Linked DNA regions of Homo sapiens: region 2 is linked to region 1. Evidence: chromatin contacts called from ENCODE Hi-C or POLR2A ChIA-PET data. All regions are on one chromosome and are shown on one strand. Each heading gives the region's core, a stretch centred on a gene start or an enhancer-like site at or near the end of the contact. The rest is flanking DNA. Distances are from core to core; before and after follow the strand shown. Region 1 holds the start of LYRM9 (LYR motif containing 9). Region 2 holds the start of WSB1 (WD repeat and SOCS box containing 1).

Evidence for each region. A loop is a pair of places that touch in the nucleus more often than their neighbours do. ChIA-PET counts read pairs that join two places held with the same protein, here RNA polymerase II (POLR2A). Pooled maps may share reads with other maps.
Region 2: a loop to region 1 is called in a map of B cell, with 8 times the contacts of the local background. The contact joins the promoter of WSB1 here to the promoter of LYRM9 in region 1. A Hi-C loop is called at or near these places in 4 of 168 maps with a recorded cell type or tissue (B cell, CD8-positive, alpha-beta T cell and naive thymus-derived CD4-positive, alpha-beta T cell), 3 of 37 single-sample maps with no recorded cell type and 12 of 50 pooled maps. POLR2A ChIA-PET finds 5 or more read pairs at or near these places in 3 of 52 experiments (B cell, WTC11 and activated naive CD4-positive, alpha-beta T cell).

Annotation. Positions count from the first base shown.
Region 1 is chr17:27,892,016-27,895,722 of GRCh38, forward strand. It overlaps LYRM9 (LYR motif containing 9), which reads right to left and starts at 1,350. Exons shown (of 4, transcript NM_001076680.3): 1 at 1,302-1,350. RefSeq lists a silencer at 982-1,531.
Region 2 is chr17:27,292,100-27,295,879 of GRCh38, forward strand. It overlaps WSB1 (WD repeat and SOCS box containing 1), which reads left to right and starts at 2,015. Exons shown (of 9, transcript NM_015626.10): 1 at 2,015-2,336. The coding sequence starts at 2,297. MIR4522 (microRNA 4522) reads right to left here and starts at 1,897; the gene lies at 1,811-1,897. RefSeq lists enhancers at 1,744-1,793, 2,164-2,223, 2,234-2,293 and a silencer at 1,834-2,043.

The sequences.
Region 1 (3,707 bases), core at 100-2,599:
CAACTGCCCGGGCTCAAACGATTCTACCTCAGCCTCTCAAGTGGCCGGGATCACAGGCACACGCCACCACGTCTGGCTAATTTTTTTAATTATTTATAGAAACGAAGTCTTACTATGTTGCCCAGGCTGGTCTCAAAATTCTAGGCTCAAGTGATCCTCTTTCCTCAGCCTCCTACGGTGCTGAGATTATGGGCATGAGCCACTGCGCCCAGCGTTGAACATCTTACCCTTTCCTACTTTATTTGGCTTTCTGTTCCTTGCTGACTGTAAGCTTCTGAAGAACAAGAAACTATACTGTATTAGTTCAACACCTGTGAAATGAAGGGAAATTAGTAAGAAAAATATATATACGGTTATTAGTCACTCCTCCACAGTTTATAGTACCTGAACCATAACAGAAGTTCCATAGATGTCAATTGATTCCCAAGTTACCAGAGGAAACTAAAGCCAGCAGGAAACTGTCCTGAAGTCAAGAACCTATGGCAGGTGAACCCAGAAAACATTACGCTAAGTGAACAAACCCAGTCACAAGGGGCTACTTAATGTATGATTCCATTTATACGAAACATCCAGAATAGGCAAAAGTACAGAGACAGAAGTACATTGGTGGTTGCCTAGGGCTGGGAGAATGGGAGTAGATGGGAGGGGGGAGTGACAGCTAAAGGAGGTGTTTCTTTTGGGGGGTAATGTTCTAAAACATTATGGTGACAGCTGCACAACTCTGCAAACACACTAAAAGACACTGAATTGTGCACTTTAGATGGGTGAACTGTATGCTTCGTGAATTATATCTCAATAAAACTTTTTAAAACAATAACCACAAAAAGGATCAATCCTAGGAGCGAAAGGGTTTTGGCCACGGAGCAACTTGCTCTTACGCAGAAGCATAAATCATCACGACAAGGTTGCTCCGGCCACCGGGTGCCGCGGGCAGAGGGACGGTGGAGGGGACATTCTCCTTTTAAAAGTGGCCAGGCCCGTGAGCCTCTGAGAGGCTGGCCTCCGGGCTGCCCCGGACCTCGCGCCCCTAGCTCGCGCTGCAGGCCTTTCCTGCTCCTCCGAGGCCGCCCGGCCAGGCCTGCGTCAAGCCCGGGCGCCGCGCTCCGGTGCACTCAGCTCTCCGGTGGAAGAGCGCAGACCGCAAGGGAAAAGGTGCCGGCGCGGGTCGCCCCTAGGTCTTCAATAGATCCGAGGACACCCGAGGCCTCCACATCCCTAGCCCGCCCCCGCCACCCAGTGGCTCCGGCCGCCGCTGCCCCCGCGCCCCCGCCCTCGGCCTCGGCCTGCGCAGCGCGGCTCACCAGCCTCCAGGGGAACGCCAGCCCCGGACGCCGCCGCGGCGACGAGTGCGCCTGCGCCCCGGGGACTGAGCGGCACCGCCCCTGCCCGGCGACGGTGAGCCCAGCGCCCTCTGCCGGCCGCGCGCGGGACTCGGGGTCCTACTGGGTGCCTCTTCCTAGATCCGACCCCACCCAGTTGAAAGCTGTCCCCACTAACAGCCTTCGTTACCTGTTACCTCAAACACCCACTCTGCCTTCTGGCTGTTGCTACGCCGGATATAAGCCCTAAAGGCACTCTCTCCTCCTTATTCCTGAATATGGATTGTGCTATGAATATGGGGTGTTCAAGATCTCTGAAAGGCTTGCTGGAGGACTTTTCCTGAACCTCTCGTGTTGATGACAAGAATTGTGTTTGGATAGGAATCTGCGTTTTGAATCATTTCACCAAATTACAGTCCCATAACACCTGTCAAAAGAATAAATATGACAGTAATAAGCATGCTTCCTTTCAGACCCATCTATAATTATAATTGAGGAAAATAATACAAAATTTAAACTTAGAGCTACTGCCAGTATCATTCTTTGAAAATGAAATAATGCTGTTTATTAAATAGGCTCTCCCTGCTCTCTAATGTTTAAAGCTCAAGTGCTTCTCTGAATTGATTTAAATACAAGTTTTATATCCTGAAAGAAATCAAGATGAGTCATTATCTTAAGACAAACCCCCCTGTTCAATGATGCTGCTGATCTCTCAGCTGATGTCTAAGCGGGAGTTAGGTTGTTAGTGGATAATATTGCTTCTGTTCACGTCTCTCTTCTCCAGGGCTTTTTAAACCTGTTTGTAACGAAAAGGCTGATTTCCTTCAGACTCCATGTGTCGTTGATTTAACAGGACAACTTCTTACAGGTTTTTCTTTTTCCTTTTTCTTTTTTTTTTTTTAAGTAAAACATTGCTCCCCGGTGGCACCTGGGAATCTGTTTTTCTTCTCTTAGGATAAGAGAAGCAGGGATATTTCTTAACGGAAGTTTTGTTTTGTTCCTAACTCCCTTTAGAGCTTCCTCTTTTCTTTTTTTTTCTCTTCACCTAACATACTAGACTTCCCTCAAATCGGGGGTGGGGGATGGGAAGGTGGGGTTCCCTCCCTTGAAATATTCAGATAATTGCTTCCATTTATTTTAAAGATGTAGACTTGGACAAATATATCTGAAAGATACAATTGTACCCTCATAAATCAGCCCTCTTATTTACACATGCATAATCAAGGGCACGTCATTAATGCAGAGCCAATCAATAAATCATTAAGCTTTTAAAGCCCTTATTAAGAACAATCTGCAGTAACATCATCCACTCCTGTGCTCAGTCTTAGGATCATTTAATAATTTTAAGAAATTTCACAGTCTGTTCTGTAGTCTCATCTCCCTTTTGTTCCTAGATAGCTGTATTCCTGCATCAGAAACATGGTTCTAATACCTAGATCTCATAAAATATTGAAGATGCAAGCTGTTTGCTTTACCTCTGAAAGGCTCCACCTTCAGAATCACTTGTGCCTCTTCCAATTTTACAAACGCACAAGATTTTAACTTTCACAACAATTTCTTATAAACATCCAAATACTAAGAAAAAAAAATCCAAAGTAGGAGAGATTTGAACAATAATCTCTAATTTTTTTTCCAAGTCACAATGGAAACCTAGATTTGAAAATAATTGAATTTGAACCTTTCAACTTGACAGCAACCTTAGGTTCTTACAGCTTCAATAGTAAAATGAAATAATTTTTACTAGTCCAAACATTCACTTAAAATGACACCAGTCTCATAATCTGATAAAACCCCAACCATTTTTACCATGTCATTTTCCTATACACTGAAATTTTAGCAGATGAACCCCCTTATGTCAGACAGTGCATGATATTTACAGATAAACAAAATAGAAAGACCTTTTACTTGAGAAATTAGTCACCCACTGTCCAGGGGACATGTTCGCACAGGGGAGTTTATTGACTTTCCTAAGAAATACACCACATTCTCTTGATTTCTGACATTATGTCATTTAGCCTGACAACTGCAGATTTGTAACCAGTATTTGTAGGGAAAGATACAAGAAGTCCTGACGTTTCCAGTTTAAACCTGTTTTTAGATTTCAAAGAGAAATGATAACGTTTGCATCCTCTGATTAAATCAGGTTATTGTCTCCAAGGGTGACCATGTAAATAATTCAAATTAATTCATCAGTGTACAATAGGTTTAATAAGCATAATAAACACTTTTAAGAAAATACTTAAGACCCTCGGTCTGCCCTCGATCTTGCTCCCTATTATCTCAGATTTCCCTGAGAACAGAATGAGTGGTACCACGTTGTTCTCTTCTATTCAAAATATGCAAAGCTGCTATTTACCAGCTTGCAATTTGCATGTCTCAAATCCTGCC
Region 2 (3,780 bases), core at 765-3,264, 600 kb before region 1:
CTAGGCCCAGTGCCTGATACAGAGTGAGTCCTCAAGATATCGTTGACTGAAGCTAACAAAGTGATTTATTGATTTATTTATTTATTGAGACAGAGTTTCACTCTTGTCACCCAGGCTAGAGTGCAGTGGTGCAACCTCAGCTCACTGCAACCTCTGCCTCCCGGTTTCAAGCAATTCTCCTGCCTTAGCCTCCAGAGTAGCTGGGACTTCGCCACTACGCCTGGCTAATTTTTTGTATTTTTAGTAGAGATGGGGGTTTCACCATGTTGGCCAGGCTGGTCTCGAACTCCTGACACCCGCCTCAGCCTCCCAAAGCGCTGAGATTACAGGCGTGAGCCACCGCCCCCAGCCTAACAAAGTGATTTTTTTTTAAAGACGAGGGGCAGGCAGGGCGCAGTAGCTTAACGCCTCTAATCCTAGCACTTTGAGAGGCCGAGGTGGGCAGATCACAAGGTCAGGAGTTCAAGACCAGCCTGGCCAATATCGTGAAACCCCCTCCCTACTAAAAGGATGAAAAAAATTAGCTGGGCGTGGTGGCAGCCACCTGTAGTCCCAGCTACTCGGGAGGCTGAGGCAGGAGAATCGCCTGAACCCGGGAGGCAGAGGTTGCAGTGAGCCGAGTTGGCGCCACTGCACTCTGCTCTGGGAGACAGAGCAAGACTCCGTCTCAAAAAAAAAAATAAATAAATAACCAAAAAAAAAAAAAAGGAGGGGCGATGTTTTATTAAACATTTCGCTATTTGAAGAATTAATACACTCATGCAAAGAAAAGATGAAGTAAACATGCCCTACAGTGTTATCATTTGAGATCTCTTAAAAGCGGCTATGCAGCCGGGCGTGGTGGCTCACGTTGTAATCCCAGCACTTTGGGAGGCTGAGGCGGGCGGATCACTCGAGGCCAGGAGTTCGAGACTAGCCTGGCCAACAGGGTGAAACGCCCTCTGTACTAAAAATACAAAAATTACCCGGGCTTGGTGTCACATGCCTGTACAAATCCCAGCTACTGGGGAGGCTGAGGCAGGAGAATTGCCTGAACCCGGGAAACGGAGGTTGCAGTGAGCCAAGATCACGCCATTGCACCCCAGCCTGGGAGAAGCGAGACTCCGTCTCAAAAAAAAAAAAAAAAAAAAAAAAAAAAGCGGCTATGCAACACTCTACTCTGTCCCATGAATATCTGCCACATATTTGAATTCCCAGTCTTATACGCCCCAGGCCTTTGCAATGTTTAGGGTCCACACGAGAAGCCATTAAAATGCAAATACGTCATCTGTGACCGGGAACCAAGCTGGCATCTAGCAGATACTGACACATTTATCAGTCTGATGTGTGGACAACTAGGTGCCTCCCAGAGGCCTTCAGGTAAGGTGGAGGAAGGGCCAATTCTGAGCTGACACAGTGGGATCCATCTTGGCCAGGACAGTGGGATCCATCTTGGCCAGGACAAAGGCAGTCCAGAGAGGCCCCGCGGCGCGGTGCGGCGCGATCACGCCCGAGTCTCCTTCTCGTTCCCCTCGGCCCTTCCTAAAACCTGCTGGCTCAGGTCTGAACAATCGCAGCTGGACAGGTGGTGCACAACGATGTTAATTTTCATCCTGTCTTTTTCATCAGTGCATCCTTCAGTTCCCTATTACTTGTGGGCTGGGGAGTTGGCCAAATTGAGTGAAAACCTGAAATGTCTTTTTGTTCTTTTGGTTCAGCCAGTTTAAGTTCCATGCAATCTTTAAGCTAGGAGGCTAATAATAATACAATTCTCTGCTTGCCCTTTTCAAAGCCACTTCAGCTTATAAACTCCATATTAGACCATCCAGGCCCAGAAGACGCCACCGGCCTACAGGCAGAGTCAGCGGAACCAGCCTGGGCTGGATCTCCCCCTGCGAGGCCCCCAGGCAACGCCCGCGCCGGGCCGGGGAGATCACGTCCCGTGCGTCGGGAGGCGGGGGCCTCGGGCTGTGACGTCACGTGGCCGCGCCCCTGCCGCCCAGATATCTCCGGCGCCGCCCGCCATTTTGACTCCAGTGTCTCGTTTGCAGTCGGCGCTTTAGGGGAACTGTCTTCCTCCGCAGGCGCGAGGCTGGGTACAGGGTCTATTGTCTGTGGTTGACTCCGTACTTTGGTCTGAGGCCTTCGGGAGCTTTCCCGAGGCAGTTAGCAGAAGCCGCAGCGGCCGCCCCCGCCCGTCTCCTCTGTCCCTGGGCCCGGGAGGGACCAACTTGGCGTCACGCCCCTCAGCGGTCGCCACTCTCTTCTCTGTTGTTGGGTCCGCATCGTATTCCCGGAATCAGACGGTGCCCCATAGATGGCCAGCTTTCCCCCGAGGGTCAACGAGAAAGAGATCGGTGAGGATTGGGACCGTGGGTGGGCGCATGAGGGCCGAGGAGAGGCAGGGACTCCCCGGAGGAGGTTTGGGAGGAAGCGACTCCAAGTCTGAGGGAAGAGCTCCAGTGCGCCAGGGCCAGCCCACTAGCGAGGAGGAGGAAGCCGCCTCGGTGGGAGTTGGCTGAGGGGTAAACGGCACCGACGTGGATGCAGCACCTACTGTGCTCCCTCGCGGTTGCTGTGTGGCTGGGGCGGGCAAGGACCCCGGTTTCTTCGTCGGAGGTCCGCGCAGGGCTCTTGTCCTGGGAGTTCTTGGCTCAGGGCATGACTGTCGAGTGGACAGGGAAGGGCCACTCAGGGACTTTAGGTTTACAATGGGGAAAAGTAAACTTGTGGGTTGTAAGCGGTAATGAAAGGAGGGGGTCCTCGTGTGTACCAACCACTCTTAGATAGAAATGAGATGGAAGAGGTCCCAACAGCCTGGCAAAAGCAATACAGTATTTTTAAAATGGTGTGGCCTTAAGAAACGCAGCGGTTCGGGGGAGGAGACTTTTAGAATTATCTTTCAAACACTTAAGGGAGGAGCTGGGTGGTTGGGTGGAGTGACAGAAGGAAAGCTTTTGTGCGGAAGAGGAAACTCTGGAAAAGGCTTTTCTGGCTTAGTGTCTAGCCCTGGTCGGCTTAGTAAAGGGCAATTAGTGTTGAAGGTTGTGCGTCCACACCTACTTAGTGGCTCAGTGGAAAGCACGTCGCATTATTTAAATCCTCTTTTAAAGTAAAATAACTGGAACAACGTTTGACGGTGTTGGGGGGTGCTGTACATTGGCTGATAACACTTAGCAAACACTGATCTTACTGTGTGAAGTAATAATTAGCTGCGGCCGCTGAGCAGAGAGCATTTACATTTTCCTACTCTTGAAGTGAATGTGTGCCTTTACTAAGTACAAGGAGGAGTTATTTCTAGAGAAGGGAAGAGGCTGAAGTAGCCAAAACGCGCACTATTTTGTATGTGGGTGAATTTTTATATCTAGAAACAGCTGTTTTAGAATTCTGGACTTTTGTTGTCTTAGGGATGATTGATTAGGAAGGGACTTTAACCCTGGTTTTAATAACCATTTTTAAAGATACAAACACAGAAAAAAAAGGGAAAAAATTGTAGCAGAGTTCACACAGAAAAAAGAAAAAAAAAGATGCAAAGAACACAGAATTTGTGTCCAGTTATTATTTTAACTGTATTTTAAGACTAGAAAGTATGTCGCGAAGTGGGACAAAGAACTCAAAAGTTCTTATCAGTCCAGTGGGTTTTTCTTTTACTTTAGTACACCATAATGTTATAGACGAGTGATCTGCCTTTTTTTTAAATCTGTATTTTACTTCATCCTGATAAACCATTTTGAAAACTTTGCGGTCCTGTTTTCTCTCTCTCTTTTTTTTTTTTGAGATGGAGTTTTTGCTCTTGTTGCC